Regions from separate parts of the Mus musculus genome. Here all the other regions are linked to region 3. Evidence: chromatin loops called from intact Hi-C (ENCODE). Cell type or tissue: heart. All regions are shown on one strand.

Region 1 (5,000 bases), 82 kb before region 3:
CCACAGAGCCTACACAGCTAGGGAAATGGCCAGCACTCTCAGGAGTTGGCCAGCACCCCAGTTTTCTTGGGTCCCCAAAGATATCCATGCTCTGAGATAGCAGGGAGCAGTCTAAAAAGCATAGGCACCCCCATTGCCACCTTACCACGACCCCTTCCTCTTTTCTTGCCTTTTATAATAAACAAGAAGGAGGAATACTATAAATCAGGAGCCCCACCAGCTTGTCCTTCAGCAACTCAGAGCTAGTAGCTTATGTCATTGCCCGCTGTGGCCAGGTGTGGTGCATTTCTACCGTCCTATGGCTGCTTATTTCCCCTATGTGACACACACACACCCTTTAAGTCTCAAGCCATCCCTGATCTTCCTCTCTCTGTGTGTCTTGTTAATTCTGTTTCCCAGTCTCTCTGTCTGTTTCTTATATCTCAACTCCAAGATGGCCTTTTACCTCCCCTCTCCCATAAACCTCTTGTGTGTGAGGTCTGCTATGTAGAGTGATCTCTTAGCAGCACACCTTGGCCCAGACCCACCAAGGTACCCCCAATGCCTAATCCTAACACTCTCTCCTTGGGACACATGGTTACTATTTGGTTAGAGCCCCTGGTTATCCCTTGCATAAGCTAAGAAACCCTGTTTGCTCTTTTCCCTCCAACCCTACCTGCAAGAAGAAAATTCTGGGCTAATATGCTTTACCTTATACAGGCATAATCCCAGCTCTTAGCTCACACATCATCTCCCTGTGCCCCTAAACTCCCCTTGCTTTAGCCCTGACTGATGTGTGTCTTCACTGACCTCCACCTATGAGATTGGAGAGCTGCCTCTTAATAAGCCCGCCTTTATACTTTTGAGTTGGCTTGAATTGGTTCATTTCGTTGGTGGAGAAACCTATTATGATTCTGAAGAATTGGGAGAAGCTGGGCCCCCAGTCCAGTGGGTCAGGCCTCAGGCCATGTGGGGACCACTTCTCTCCCTCTCTCTACTCAATGAGAGCCACTTCCCAGCCACAGCCTAACAGGTACCGGGTGCCTCTTCCAGGTTCAGGACCAAGCTAGGGATCCCCTGACAAGTCTCGGCCGAGCCAGGACAAGCCTGTCCATTCAGAGCAAAGACTCAGTCTTTGTTCCAGGCAGGCTTTGGATTCGTTTTGTTCTAGGGAGGCCTTGGATTCAGAGACGTCCTTTCCAAGGTTTCTCCACCCCACACTCTTCGATCCCAGTCTATCATATGGGTCGCTGCATCATTGGCAAGTCCGGGAGAAGACAACGCCAAGTTTAAACCCAATCTTCAGTAGCCCATGTGGTGGCGGTTATGCAATTTATCCAAGTTGGGGCTGTCTTGGACCCTAAGTTCCTCTTCATTCTGTGGCTTGGCCACAATACGCCTTGGACAGTGAGTCCAAATGGCCACCAGGAGGTACTACTGACTTAACATCCTTCATGATCTTGAAATTTTCTGCTGGCATATGGACAGATGGCCTGAGCTCCCCTATGTACAAATGTTTTGGGAACTGCACTTCCGCCCTTCTGTAGTCAGTGTTCAATGGCTCAAGTCTTGTTGGCCAAGGCTGTGACACCTCCAGACACACATTCATCTGGGGACTTGGACTACAAGACACCCTTTACCCTGGCGGGACCACTTGAATCATGGGCACACCAACCCCTTCCCCAGCCCTGTCTACTACTCCCACTCCTATAGCACCATAAGCTTGAGTCTATTGGCCAACCTTCCTCCCTATACCTGCTCCTTCCTCCTTCCTTCCTCCTTCCTACACCATTGATAACCCGCCTATTGGCTAGCCTTCTCCCTGGTACCCACCCCTTTTTCTTCCCCTCCCTCTGAGACAAAAGCCAAGGACAATTAACTTCCTCCCCCTAACTCTTGTCCCCCTTGTCCCTCCCCTCCTCTCTCCTCCCATTGTCCCTCCTCCTTCATTACCAACACAGGCTCCACCTAGGGGTCAACCCACACCCTGATCCCCATGCACTCCCTGGCTCACTTCCCCTGAACCCTCCCCTGTAGCCTCTCCTATGCAGTCTCAATACTCCAAAGCTCTTCTGCCCTCCCAGGAGGTGGCCGGAGCAGAAACAGCTGTGGGAGTTCATGTTCCTTTCTCCCTTCAAGACTTCTCCCAGACTGAAAAGTGGAGAGGCCCCTTCTCTGCCATCCCATCTGCCTATATTAAAGAGTTCTGCTTCCTTTGTCAGGACTATGACCTAACTCCACGATCTTTATGTCATTCAGGCTCTACCCTCACTCCTGAGGAACATGGACAGGTTCAGGCTGCAGGCAGACAGTATGCAGACCAGGGCCACCTAGTGGACAATACAGTCCCTGTGAGTGACACAACGGTGCTGACCACAGAGCCTAAGTGGAATTATTAGCCAGGTCACATTGACCACCGATTAGAGTACGGTCCATTGTCTCCTTCAGGGAATGGAAATGGTCTCAAATAAGATTGTTGACTTTTGGCAATCTCTGCAAAATTACACAGGAAGCTAATGAAATCCTGGCCATTAAAAAACTGGTTACAACAAACCATGGTCTACACATCTGCCTTGACCAGGCCTCCCCGGCAGGGGCTACAGTCCTGGCTACCCATTTTATTTCCCAGTCATCTTCAGATATTCGGAGGGGGCGGGGAGAGACTGAAGATAGTTCCCAAACCCCCGTACAGGAATTGGTAAAGATGGCTTTTAAGGTATTCGATGCCCAAGGGGAGGCAACTGAGTCTTCCCGACAGGCTCAGCTACAGCAAAAGGTTGCACTCCAAGCCTAAGACTTGGCAACTGACCTGAGGCCACTGGCAATCCCGCAGACCCCATCCCGTCAATGTCAACTCCAACAAGGGCCTGTTTCAAATGCGGCCAGCAAAGCCACTGATCCCACAACTGCCCCAGCCCTCAGCAACCCATGCTGTCTGCTCACTGCCCTACCACTGGAAGTCAGAATGCCCCAGTGTGGGCTTGTCCTCTGGGCCAGGTCACGAAGGTCCAGAGCCATCAGTGCAGGTAGCACAAACTCTTCCTGCCTTAGGGCTCCTCGGCCTGGCACAGGATTGATGGCACCCAGACTCGAGGGCTCCTGTCACTCTTGCAGATCCTAGGGTAATGTGCCATGACCTTCCGGGTGGACATGGGGCTACCTTCTCTGTCTTGACCTCCCACTCGGATCCCGCTGTTCCTTCATCAGTTTCTGCTATGAGGATGGATGGGATCCCCTCCTTTCATGCCGACTATGCCACTTTCCTATATCCTTGGCTGACCATTTTTTACACATTCTTTCCTAGTCATGCCTGTCTGCCCTGTGCCTTTACTTGACCACAATATCCTCAGCCACTTCTCTGAATCCCCACAACCTCTCCCCACTCTCATCTTCTTCTTCCTTTGGTTGCCTCACAGATCCCTACGCCAGACTACCCTGGATGTACTCTACCAGACCCTGTTGACCCCCAAGTATGGTATATCTCCACCCTGGTAATCGCTCCGCCCCACCAGCCGGTCCTAGTTTTACCCCTCTTCTTTCCCCTTTCAGACCCCAGCTCCCCACTTCTGAGCCCCATCGTCACTGTCTCAAGTCCATCAATACTCACCTCGCGTGTCAGGGACTTCTGATCCCTATAGGACTTGCAACTCTTCCATTCTCCCTCTCCGTAAGCCCTCCAGTGCCTACCAGGTGCTGGGATTAAAGGTGTGTGCCACCACTGCCTGGCTCTCTCCTTAGACCTTAATGCTAAATACACGTCTTCAGTATGTAGATGACCTATTACTTTGTAGCCCCTCCCTGTCTTTGTCCCAGACGGCCAACTTCTTGTTTCTAAACTACCTTGTCTACCCGGGATCAAGTCTCCCCATCTAAAGCTCAACTATGCTCTCCCACTGTAATATATACTTGGTGTTCAACTTAGCCGAGGCTCTAAGACCCTCAACAAGCGCGGGTTCTGAGAGATCTATAGCCCCAAACTATGGCAGATCATATTCTTTCATTTTTGGACTTGGTTGGATTCTTTAGACCCTGGATTCCCATATTTAGCTAATATGGCTAAGCCACTATACCAGGCAGTCAAGGGGGCCCCCAGTGGGCCCCTCACCCACTCAGCTATAGCTCACCATCATTTTCCCTACTCTCTGAGATGCCTTTTTAGCAGCCTCAGTCTTGGCCTTTTCAGACTCTACTCAGTCCTATCACCTCTTTACTGACGAGGGGCTGGGGCCCTAGTCCAACCCACTGGGCCCTCTCACTGAGCCATTGATTGCTCTTCCTCCTCCTCCTCTTCTTCTTTAAAGATTTATTTATTTAATACATATGAGTACACTGTAGCTCTCTTCGGACACACCAGAAGAGGGCATCAAATCCCATCACAGATAGTTGTGAGCCACCATGTGGTTGCTGGGATTTGAACTCAGGACCTTCGGAAGAGCAGTCAGTGCTCTTAACCGCTGAGCCATCTCTCCAGTCCCCCCAGCCACTGCTCTGCTATCTAAACAACTGGACCCTACTGTGTGCGATGGCAGCCATGTCTGCGAGACCTAACAGCAATGGCTGAACTCACTCAAGATCACCTTACTCCAGCCTATTACTGTATACTCTACCCGCTGCCTCTCTGATCTCCTGAGCCACCCTTCTTTCTCTCTCCTCAGACCCTCATGGGCCCAACCCTTTTATCTGTTATTCCTGGGAAACTCCCAGGTCACCTTGGCCCCTAGCCCTGCTCTACACCCAGCAGCTGTTCCTCCTGGTCCACCCTCCTCCATGTGCCTTCCCACTCTTGCTTAGAGCTGTGGAGGACCTACGCTCACCCCAACCCAGCCTCCCAGACCAGCCTCTCACAGACCCACAACTCACCCTTTTTGTGGATGGAAGTTCCCTTAGAGATAACTCAGGACCCACCAGACGGCATACGCGGTGGTCACCTCAGCTGAAATGACTGAGTCGAACCATCTCGCAGTGGAACCTCTCTTCACAAAAGGCTGAACTCATTGCTCTAACCAGGGCACTCCATGTTG
Region 2 (5,000 bases), 180 kb after region 3:
TCTTAGTTCACATGGTCCTATGTATCACTGGTTGAACAAAACTATCTCCCATAACAATTTTGCAGAGCCTGAGTGATTATCAAAACAGATAATCAAAAACCATGTATAACCAATGTGGGCGTAGGGGAGGGAAGCTGGCTGGGGCAATGGAGTCTGGAGAGAACCGGCAAGAGACCACAAGTTCTGCCCACAGATGGCTCAGGAAGCACTAGGAAGCAGTAAGGGTGGCTTCCTGGTGGCCCTGTGGAGACTAAGGAGGGACTAAGTTCAATGTTGGGGTTGAGGGGTGCCAGATGGTCCTGCAGAGGTGCTGAGCACAGAAAAGACCTGACAGGCAGGTGCTCAAGACTGACATAGGAACCATAGGAACCCAAAATTGGGGGGCTGGGGTGGGGGGAGGTAGACGCTTGAGCCCCAAATTACTAAGTGTGGAAGGAAGGCTGAAGTGGAAACGTGGTTTTCTTTGGAAAGTCAGTTATTTCAAAGAATGTTTCGCTGAAGCAGACACAGGTGAAAGGACATTTTGCTGAAGCAAGCACATGAAAGGATGTGTGATGAAGAATTCTTCGCTAAGGACATGCATGTATTGGCCTGCCTTACATGCATTGTTGAGCACCATTTGTCTTGACTCCACAGAGAGAGATGCACCAAAGAACTTGAGAGGTTCCCGTGGCTTCTTGCCGCTTCCACGGGCTCCACGGCCGATCTGCAGAGTGATGTCAGCTGATACAGACCCACGGGGAGTTTTGCTAAGACAGGCTCATGTGCTGAGGCAAGACCTGTGGAGGACACATGATGTTTGGGGGGAGCATACATAGGACTCAATGGACAGTGACTGGCGGCTTCCTGTGCAACCCTTCTTCGTCTCAAGTCTTCACTGATCTTGGCTTCGTTGGGAGAGGCACAGCCAAGAACTTCTCCTGGCGTCCCTGCTGGTCTTGCTCCCTCCTGCTGACTGGTGAAGCCTTGCCTGGCTGTCTCTGCTAGGTTGGACTGCTGCTATATTGGTGAAGTGTTTGCGAGTGGATCGAGCTGCCGCTGCTGATTCCTGTGAACTGAACTGCTGGTTTCCTGACAACACAGATGGGATTTGCTCCAAAGAACAATTTCTAAACAGGCCCACTGCCCCTGTATCACCATAAGCTTTCTTTCCCATTACCTCTGGTGGGTGGTGGGCTAGAAGGGAGGTTGGAGCATTTAAGAACAACTATTCAAAGTAGGATTTGAAAAGCCAAAGTTACAGAAGGCAGTTCAAGGACGATATGCTGACACATGCCACGGAGAGAATGTCACTGAACCTGGCACCTATGGTGTCAGGGGCCTGCAAAGTGAGCCATTACCCCAGGAAGGAAGGACCCTGGGCCCACGTCAGGGCAGACGCTGAGTGGAGTGGAGGTAACTCACTGAGAAGTAGTAACTCAATGCTAACAGGAAGGCAGGGAGGGAGGGGTGCTGGAAGCTGAGAAAGTCATTGGCAGAGAAAACCATGCATACAAGTCTGAGGGGTCCAGGAGAAGCATGGGAGGCTGTGCTAACGGAGAGGATATCTAGGAACACTCTGTCCAGCAAGAAGGAGGAGCTGTTGACTAGGATGGAGTTCAAGGGAAGCTGGGAGCGGCTAGAGAGGAGGATGAGAGTGGGAAGCAGGGTCAGAGTGCAAGAGAGAGGGGAAGATAATGACAGAGTTGGGGTGCCAACTGGATAGTCCTGGTGTTAAGAGGGCCAAGGGGCCTCTAGCATGGCCAGCTGCTTTTGTGGTCTAAATGTGAGATGCCCTCCCATCTGCTCATGTGACACTTATATGCTATAAATAACCTGATGTTGGGGGTGTGTGTGGATTTGATGGTGGTCAGACTGCAAGCAGAGACTAAGGATACTGAAGAACCTGAGAGGTGGGTTTTATAGAACAGGGAGCTTTGCTAGACTGCAGTAGGTATGGAACAACATTACAGAGGAGATCAGAAGTGAAGGCACAAGGCGGGTGTGTGTATGTGTGTAAGCCAGGGACCAGATGATGCTAACGTTTGGGCTAATGTCCCCACAGAGGTCCATGTGTTAAAGCTTGGTCCCAGTTGTAAGGGGGTAGAGCCTTTAGGAGGTGGGGACTGCTTAGAGGCCTTCCTGTCAAAAGTGGGTATGCCTTTCAAGTAAGCATTGCACGGCTCCTTTCTCTTTGGATTCTGGCTCCCATAAAGAAACTATTTAGTCCACCACGTGTGCCCTGCCATTCCATACTGCCTTGCCACTAGCTCAAAAGCAAGAGGGTTGGTCCTGTATGAACTGAAACCTCCACAAAACTGTAAGCCAACATATGCTCTTCTCTTTCCTTCAGTCACCTCAGGTATTGTGTTAGAGCAAGCCAACATAGAGTAGAGGGTGCTGTGTGCTAGGATGCCACTTCTGACCACACCATGCTGTGCCTGTTCCACTCCAAACCCTTGCCTCCCACACCATGACTGCAAGGGAGCTAGCTTATCTTCTGGAACGAAGACACTCTGGGCTTAGATCCAGATTCTCCTCTAGCCACACATACCAGCTCTCATTCATCTACTTTCTGTCTCAGTCCCAGATTTACTCTGGAGACTTAGGCCCAAGGTATTCAGATCTTCAGTATCTTGGACCAGATACTTAACTGGAGCCCATGGCCAGGTAACACCTTTCCCCTATCAGCCTACACTCCAGAGTGCTGCTAGCTTCATACCTATCTGGAAAAACACAGCTTCTTGATTCGCTCTTCTCTCAACATTTCTCTTCCACAGACCACTGTTTGCAAACTGTTTTTTTTTTTTTTTCCCCAGCCAGCTGCCTAGGGAGACTCTTTTCTAAATGACGTCCTTGCTGCTGGTGCCCGAGTCTTTCCCGATGGATATCAGCAGAAGTGTCTTGGTGGCCTTTCTATCACTTACTGAGAAAGGCTCCCTCTTCTGGGAGCCGCAGTGATGTGGTTGGAACCCAGCACTGGCCATGCAGCCACATTAAAATGGCCGTTGATAGGAAGGGCAGGGCGAAAGGATGACGGGTTCTTAGCCACCCTCCTCCCTTTGGACTACCATGTAAGAAGGAAACAATGACTTAATCTACCATTTGTTATAGCAGACTCCACTGTAACCAAATTTCTGAAGAAAAATGTGCTGACCAACCAGGGCAGCCCCAATGTGACTTACACTAGCTGTGTGCCCTTCTTATTTGCTTGTAGGCAGCTCCCGTTTTAATTTCCCTCTACAACACTTCAAGTTCCTATGAAGCCCACCCCCAACCTGGTACTCCAAACACTAACACTACCTTTTATATCACTAGAAATGTTGGAACCAACAAGCAGGGGCTCCTAAGGTGTCCTGCCTCCCTTGCAAACCCGTTCCTCCCGTCTCAGTAGCACAGGGTTTGGGGACAGACTCCCTGGATTAAGACACAGCATTACTTAACGCAACTAAGCTCAACTTTCATTTCCTCAATTGTAAAATGGGGGTAAGGCCACTCTGTAGGACTTTTGGTGATTAGTACTGTCTTAGTCAGGGTTTCTATTCCTGCACAAACCTCAGGACCAAGAAACAAGTTGGGGAGGAAAGGGTTTATTCAGCTTACACTTCCATACTGCTGTTCATCACCAAGGAAGCCAGGACTGGAACTCAAGCAGGTCAGGAAGCAGGAGCTGATGCAGAGGCCATGGAGGGACGTTCTTTACTGGCTTGCCTCACCTGGCTTGCTCAGCCTGCTTTCTTATAGAACCAAGACTACCAGCCCAGAGATGGTCCCACCCACAAGGGGCCTTTCCCCCTTGATCACTAATTGAGAAAATGCCTTACAGTTGGATCTCATGGAGGCATTTCCTCAACTGAAGCTCCTTTCTCTGTGATAACTCCAGCTGTGTCAAGTTGACACAAAACTAGCCAGTACAAGTACCATGCTTGATGTACGGTGGCAACATCTGCCTACCACAAACACTGCTAAAACACATGTGGGTGTATCTCTGATGTGAGCCTTTTACTGAGTTTCTATTACTCCAGACCAAAGTTGGAATTTCTTGACGTTAGACCCGTACTGCACTTCTGCCCATTTACCTTGGAACCTTCCCTCCCAGCAACATCATTTTTGAAGGGTTTTGGCCAATAATAGCACTCTGTTCATGGATTCAGGAAACAAACAAACAAACAAAAAATCCTATTAACAGAGTGTTAGTCAGCATCCTACCAAATTAATTTCCCTTCCTGAAAAGCACACCCACTTCCTATAATACACCAACATAAGACACAGCCTGCTATACATCTTAGGTTTGCAAGCAAAAGCGCCTTTCATTTCCTTCATTTGTAAAACAAGGGAGTTACATTATCAGCTGGCCATCTCTACAACACAGCACTACACTGAAGCGGTGATGGGAAAATCCAGTATTTCTATCTACTTCCCGATCTTATGTTGTTTTAATGCACCTAAGGGCCGCATCCTGTGGAAAGATATCAGTGTTCCTTCAATAGGGACATGCAAAGCGTGAGCCAGTGGGGCAGCCTAGAGCGTGCAGAGACCTGAGTGGCCAGCGGAGGAGGCGCGGGGAGCTTCCCACCAAGTCCAGCAGGCCAGGCCCGTCTCTTCCTTTTCCTGCCTTCCCAGAAGAGGTGAGGAGGACCATAAGGGAGCATTTATCACAGACTGAGAGTCTGTTTAGGTGACCAGAATACACAACCCTCTCCTTCAGTGAAGGCAACTGTGGGTCCTGAGGGGAAAAGAGGAGCCAAGGCCAGAGAGACACTGCCTAGAGACTCCAACACAAAACTTAAAACACTCGTACTACGCACTCTGCTTCCTGACCCAGTCAGGCCAAGGCCATTCTGGCTCCAGACAAGATGGAGCCAAAGGATCTTTCCTCATAATAGTAACGCTGGTGATTCTGTGAAGCCAGAGAAACACTGACCGACGCCCCCGAGCCCGCTGGTCACAGAAGCACCAGGATCTGAGTTCGATTCCCAGCACATCCAGAAAAGTCAAGTGTGGCTGGAGAGGGAGAGACA
Region 3 (5,000 bases):
ACGGACAGATGCATCTGGGTGTCAACTCTAGACCCGCCTCAAAATCCCTACATTCAAGCCTGCAGGAGACCCTGAAGGGAGACAGATCTGAAGGCTGGGTAATCTGTTAACTATCTGAAGGCTGGGTAATCTGTTAACTATCTGAAGGCTGGGTAATCTGTTAACTATCTGAAGGCTGGGTAATCTGTTAACTATCTGAAGGCTGGGTAATCTGATAACTATCTGAAGGCTGGGTAATCTGTTAACTATCTGAAGGCTGGGTAATCTGTTAACTATCTGAAGGCTGGGTAATCTGATAACTATCTGAAGGCTGGGTAATCTGTTAACTATCTGAAGGCTGGGTAATCTGATAACTATCTTAGGGTTTGCTGACTCTTGGTGACAAAGTGAATCAAATAAGCATCCCCTAGGTCGGCGGTCCTCAACCTTCCTGATGCTGTGACCCTTTCACACAGTTCCTCATGTTGTGGTGACCTCTGACCATAAAACTGTTTTCGTTGCTACTTCAACTTCATAACTGCAATTTTGCTGTTGTTATGAATCATAATGTAAATGTTTTTTGGAAATCGAGGTTTGCCAAAGGGGCCGTGATCCTCAAGTTGAGAACCACTGTCCTAAGTGATCAGTCATATATATATATGTGTGTGTGTGTGTGTGTGTGTGTGTGTGTGTGTGTGTATATATATATATGAACCATGGTTCCTTAGGAGATAATAACAGAGGATTGGGTATGAAGGTCAATGGCTGATTGTCTGACTCACATCTGCAAGGCCTTAATGTTCCATCCCAAACATCAGGGAAATGGAACAATAATGGGATCTGGAGCCTCTACAGAACATCACTCATAATGTCCAGGGTATATTAAAAAGAACTAGACTAGCAAATAAAAAGGGAAATGTGGCCAGAGTCCAGAAATCAAAGCAGCCAAGGTATGAGATGACCCAGATGTCTACCTGAGCAGACAGGGAGTTGAAGGTAGCTCCTATAAATAGTTCAAAGACCTTCCAGTCTTTGACTACAATCTGAATCAATAAACCGGGACTCAGCAGAGAGATTATGGAAGTGATAAAAAAAGAAACAGTATTTTTAGCCCTGAGAAACATAAAACAAAAATGAACATATGTGTGGGTGGTTGCAAGAATATATTTACAGGGTGCAGAAGAAAACTTGATGAGTTTGAAGACAACTCCCTGAAAGGGTAATGTGAGGACCGACAAGAAAAAAAAGGCGAAGGAGGATGACGACCAGGGATCTTCCAGGTGTCTCAGGTCATCCACAGTGAAAGAGTATAAAATATGAATTACAAAACCACTTATGATGTAATAGCTCAGTGAATACGAAGCCTGATTCACTCTTCCTAGGGAGAGTCCATTACTGTTTGGGGGGGAGGTGGGCAGGACTGGGAGCTGGAGGAGAAATCTTAGAAATCATATTTCAGTGGCAACCGGAAGTAGAAAGAAAGGGATGTGGAAGTAGGGTGAGGCTGAAAAAATTGGCTTCCCCAGGGCACTTCTTCCAGCAAGGCTGAGCTCTCTCCCCAGACAGTGCCACAAACTGGGGGTTCAAGTACATATTCAAGTACATGAGCCCATGTGTGGTGCTACAGCAGTCTAGGATAAACACATACATTTATCCAAACAAGTTGACAGAAGACTGTGAATGTGTGGATATGACTGCACCCCACGTAAACCTCAACAGAGCTCCTTTTGGAAACACTAAGAGACTTCTGCATCGCTAGTGAGATGCTAAGCCATTCAACTTTGGAAAGAGTTAATCTCTGATAGCCTATGAGCTATCCCTTTGCTTTTTCACTTCTGGACATGTCTCCAACAGAAATGGAAACTCACAAAAAACTCACTCACGAATCTCCATAGTAATTTTATTCATCATAATAAAAAAAAAATGGCCTGACATCTAACTAAATAACCTGATGGATAGATACAGAATTTGTGTCATATTCAACCAAGAGAGTGTCACGGAACAATTAAAAAAAAAAAAAAAAGAATAACCACAGGCACAAGCAATGGATCTCAAAAACATTAGGATGGATTGCAAAATACCATTTACATTGAGCTTTCGAATAAGTTAGGTTAACTTATACCAAGGGGGCAGGGTGGTAAAATGGGCAGAGACTGTACTCAACCCAATATCCACCTAGTTGCTGGGAGTTACACTGTTTTACACTTTAATGGCCACGGTGGTTGTGTTCTCATCTACATTTATAAAATGTACGGAACGATAAGCGGTGAAATGATGTTAGTCGTACATTGCCAGGAACGGGCTTTAAAAATATGTCTTCATCTTGTTTATAAAATTTTGGCCTAATCACTTAAGGCTGGAATGCTAATGGGTGACATAGAGAAGTCAAGGAAGGGAGGCTTAAGGCAAGAGGTGGAGAATCCAGTTTCCCCTGCATCGGGATGCTGGTGTCGGTCAAGGTCTCCTTCAAGCTCTGCTGAACCTGGAATTGATCAGCCAACCCTGGGGGGTCAGGAGGGTGCGTCAGTTTCTAAAGCTTTCCTGGCTACTTCTGCCTTTGCTTCCAAGGAGCAAGAGTGTTGTTAGTCTTGTTTATCCTGGCCCTAGGGAGCTCAGTCCTTTTCCGAATGCCCTAGAAGGTGACTGGGGCACAGAGACCTTTTCTGAAGACGGGCAGTGCCTGCGATTATGAGAGATTTCTTTCAGAGGCACGTTCCTGAGGCCCAAGGGGTACACTGGTAAATACCGGAGACCTAGAAGGCGGAGGTGGAAGGTGACTGAGTTCCCTGAAGCCACTGAATACTTAAGCCTGTAAGATCATGGCGAGGCTGACAGCCCCAGGATGGGAGGGGCCCCACGTTGGAGCAGAGTGACCACCCATGCCAGTTCGCAGGGCCTGGGAGTGCCCACAGGGTCTGTAAGAATGCTTGGGTGGGGAGCCTGAAGTGTCAGAGGGTGGCGGTGTATTTGAGGGGTGCCCTGAGCAGCGAGCAACCTGGCCTCAGCAACGCCCTCTCTGCCAAGCTGCATGCGGTGATCCCGCTGTGGCGCTGCCTCACTGCGGCGCTGGTGAGCGGCGCCGCCTAGTGGCAGACTACGACAGCAGTGCCCCGGAGCGCCGGCCACTGCAAGAATAAGGTCTGGACCCTGCTGGAAGCGAGACCAGTTGCACTCCAAACTCCCCGTCTGATAATTGCATCTCACTAGAAGCGCAAAGCACAAAGGGCCTGGCGTTCTCTGATCTTCACTCCCGACTTCTGGAGCTGTTCTGGAGTTTCAAATGCCTTTTCCCAGTATGGGCCCACCCCACCCCACCCCACCCCACTCCCACCTCCATTTTTCTTCTGTAAGCTGGTGTTTGTGAAAGTTAAGAACATTCAGTCAAATGCTTGCCCCACCTGAGACTTCTAAGGTTTAGGGGCTGTATACATTTGAAATGCTGTACTGAGAAACCCACAGTGCAAAGAGAAGTTTAGGAGCCTGAACAGAAAACCTGTTCAAATAAGCTGCCCCATTTGGCTTTCAATTACACCCCTGGGACTCCAGTTCCCACACTGCGGGGAGGAGAGAGAGAGAGAGAGAGAGAGAGAGAGAGAGAGAGAGAGAGAGAGGACATATAGTGGAGCCAACTTTGGCTGGGGCTGCTCAGGAGGACGGCTCTTCTGGTCTCTGGGGTGTAGCAGTTCCCTCTCAGGGACCCGGGGCTGTATTTTGAGGTAGGAACGCCCTTCTGGGACTGGTTGACTGGTCTCTAAGGCCATTCTCCAGGCTTTGAATGGGCTGGTCTAAGCCAGTCCCGAAGGACGCCTAAGGGGCCCCCGCTAAGCCTAGACCCTACCCTTCTAGCCTTACTCCTGTTCTCCTTCAGGTTCCCTGATCAGGGGATTCTCAGAATGTGCACAGGTTTGCTCGCCTTTCTACCTTTGTTCACAACTTAGCTGTCCTCTCTCCCTACACTCTTGACCCTCGAAACCAGCCCTGGTCCCTTCTCTGATTTCCCAATGGAATCCACAGCACTTGGTCAAGTTCCTACCCTAGGTCAAAGTATACACGCTGCAAGGTCAGGAAATGTGTCATGGCGGGTTCTTGCACACACCAGCTACCAAACAAATAAAATGTGATTGACAACCGGAGGGGACCTCATTTATCGATGTGATGGTCCTGATGGCCTCACCATTCAGGAAGAAGCTCTGGGTGAGACTCCTCCCCTCGAGATAAGCCCCGCCCCTTGGGGGGCATGCTCAATCAACTGTCATCCCCCCTAGCTCCTCCGCCTTCTCATCCTTTGCCTAAGTCTTTGTCAACTAAAGAGAACCTTTTTCCTGACCCTGCATCTCTAAACCTCTGATCCATCAGCTCTGCCTCTTCTGGGCCTGTCCTCTCCACTTTTCCATCTCTAAGGCAGCCTTGGCTTTGCTGAGATATCATCTTTTCTCCTCTAGGGATCCGCTGTGGATGCTTCCTCCCTCTGACTGTATTCATCCCTCTTCCAACAGCCTGACAAGACTGAAGGGTCTCAGAGAGCATATTGGTTCACCTAGAATCACTCCCCATGGTGGAAGATTCTAGCACTTGCCTAAGTCTGCTCCTCTCCTCTCTGAGCACAGAGGATTATATTTCTCCATCTGTACAGCAGTTAGATAATGCCGTGAGACTAGTTCTGGCCAAGCGCCTGGGAGCAGAAAGACTATGCGCCTTCTGGCCAAAACACTTGCTTCCCATGGCGAGACCTTCTTAGCTTCCTTTCCTGCCTCATTAATTGTGGATTGATGAAACAGAGGTACCTCAAGTCCAAATAGCTGGCATTCTGAGCCACCCTTGGAAGCCACTGCCCTGGAGAGTCACCCAAACAAGCCACGGGCTTTGTGCAAACAAGAGATAAAGGTGTGTTGTGTCATGTGACTGAAGCCTAGCCAAGCCTATTTCTGGGTGGTTTGAGGAGTTCAGTAAATAAATGCATGGCTTGGCAAACTGTAGCGAACTATGTACATTTTATTATTGTTATCAAAGTGTAGCAGGTG

Evidence for each region. Peaks named below come from ENCODE experiments on the same cell type or tissue, not always from the same donor. Only the 100,000 strongest peaks of a DNase experiment are listed, where the experiment ranks them.
Region 1: it touches region 3 in a loop (2.3-fold over the local background); 9 of 42 quality-filtered maps call a loop at or near these places.
Region 2: it touches region 3 in a loop (2.4-fold over the local background); 4 of 42 quality-filtered maps call a loop at or near these places.

What each region holds. Positions count from the first base shown.
Region 1 is chr9:103,172,276-103,177,275 of GRCm38, reverse strand. The region is part of intron 7 of Rab6b (RAB6B, member RAS oncogene family); the gene reads right to left. Among named protein-coding and RNA genes, the nearest start is that of Srprb, 27 kb to the left of the region's middle. In heart, a CTCF peak has its summit at 2,320 (motif pointing left); no DNase peak of the experiment used is centred here.
Region 2 is chr9:102,912,222-102,917,221 of GRCm38, reverse strand. No RefSeq gene overlaps it. Among named protein-coding and RNA genes, the nearest start is that of Ryk, 80 kb to the right of the region's middle. In heart, a CTCF peak has its summit at 2,928 (motif pointing left); DNase peaks (open chromatin) are centred at 881, 1,541 and 2,371; H3K27ac peaks cover 499 bases.
Region 3 is chr9:103,090,404-103,095,403 of GRCm38, reverse strand. It overlaps a transcript of Slco2a1 not described here. Among named protein-coding and RNA genes, the nearest start is that of Rab6b, 19 kb to the left of the region's middle. In heart, a CTCF peak has its summit at 3,064 (motif pointing left); DNase peaks (open chromatin) are centred at 3,063 and 4,793; H3K4me3 peaks cover 864 bases; H3K27ac peaks cover 675 bases.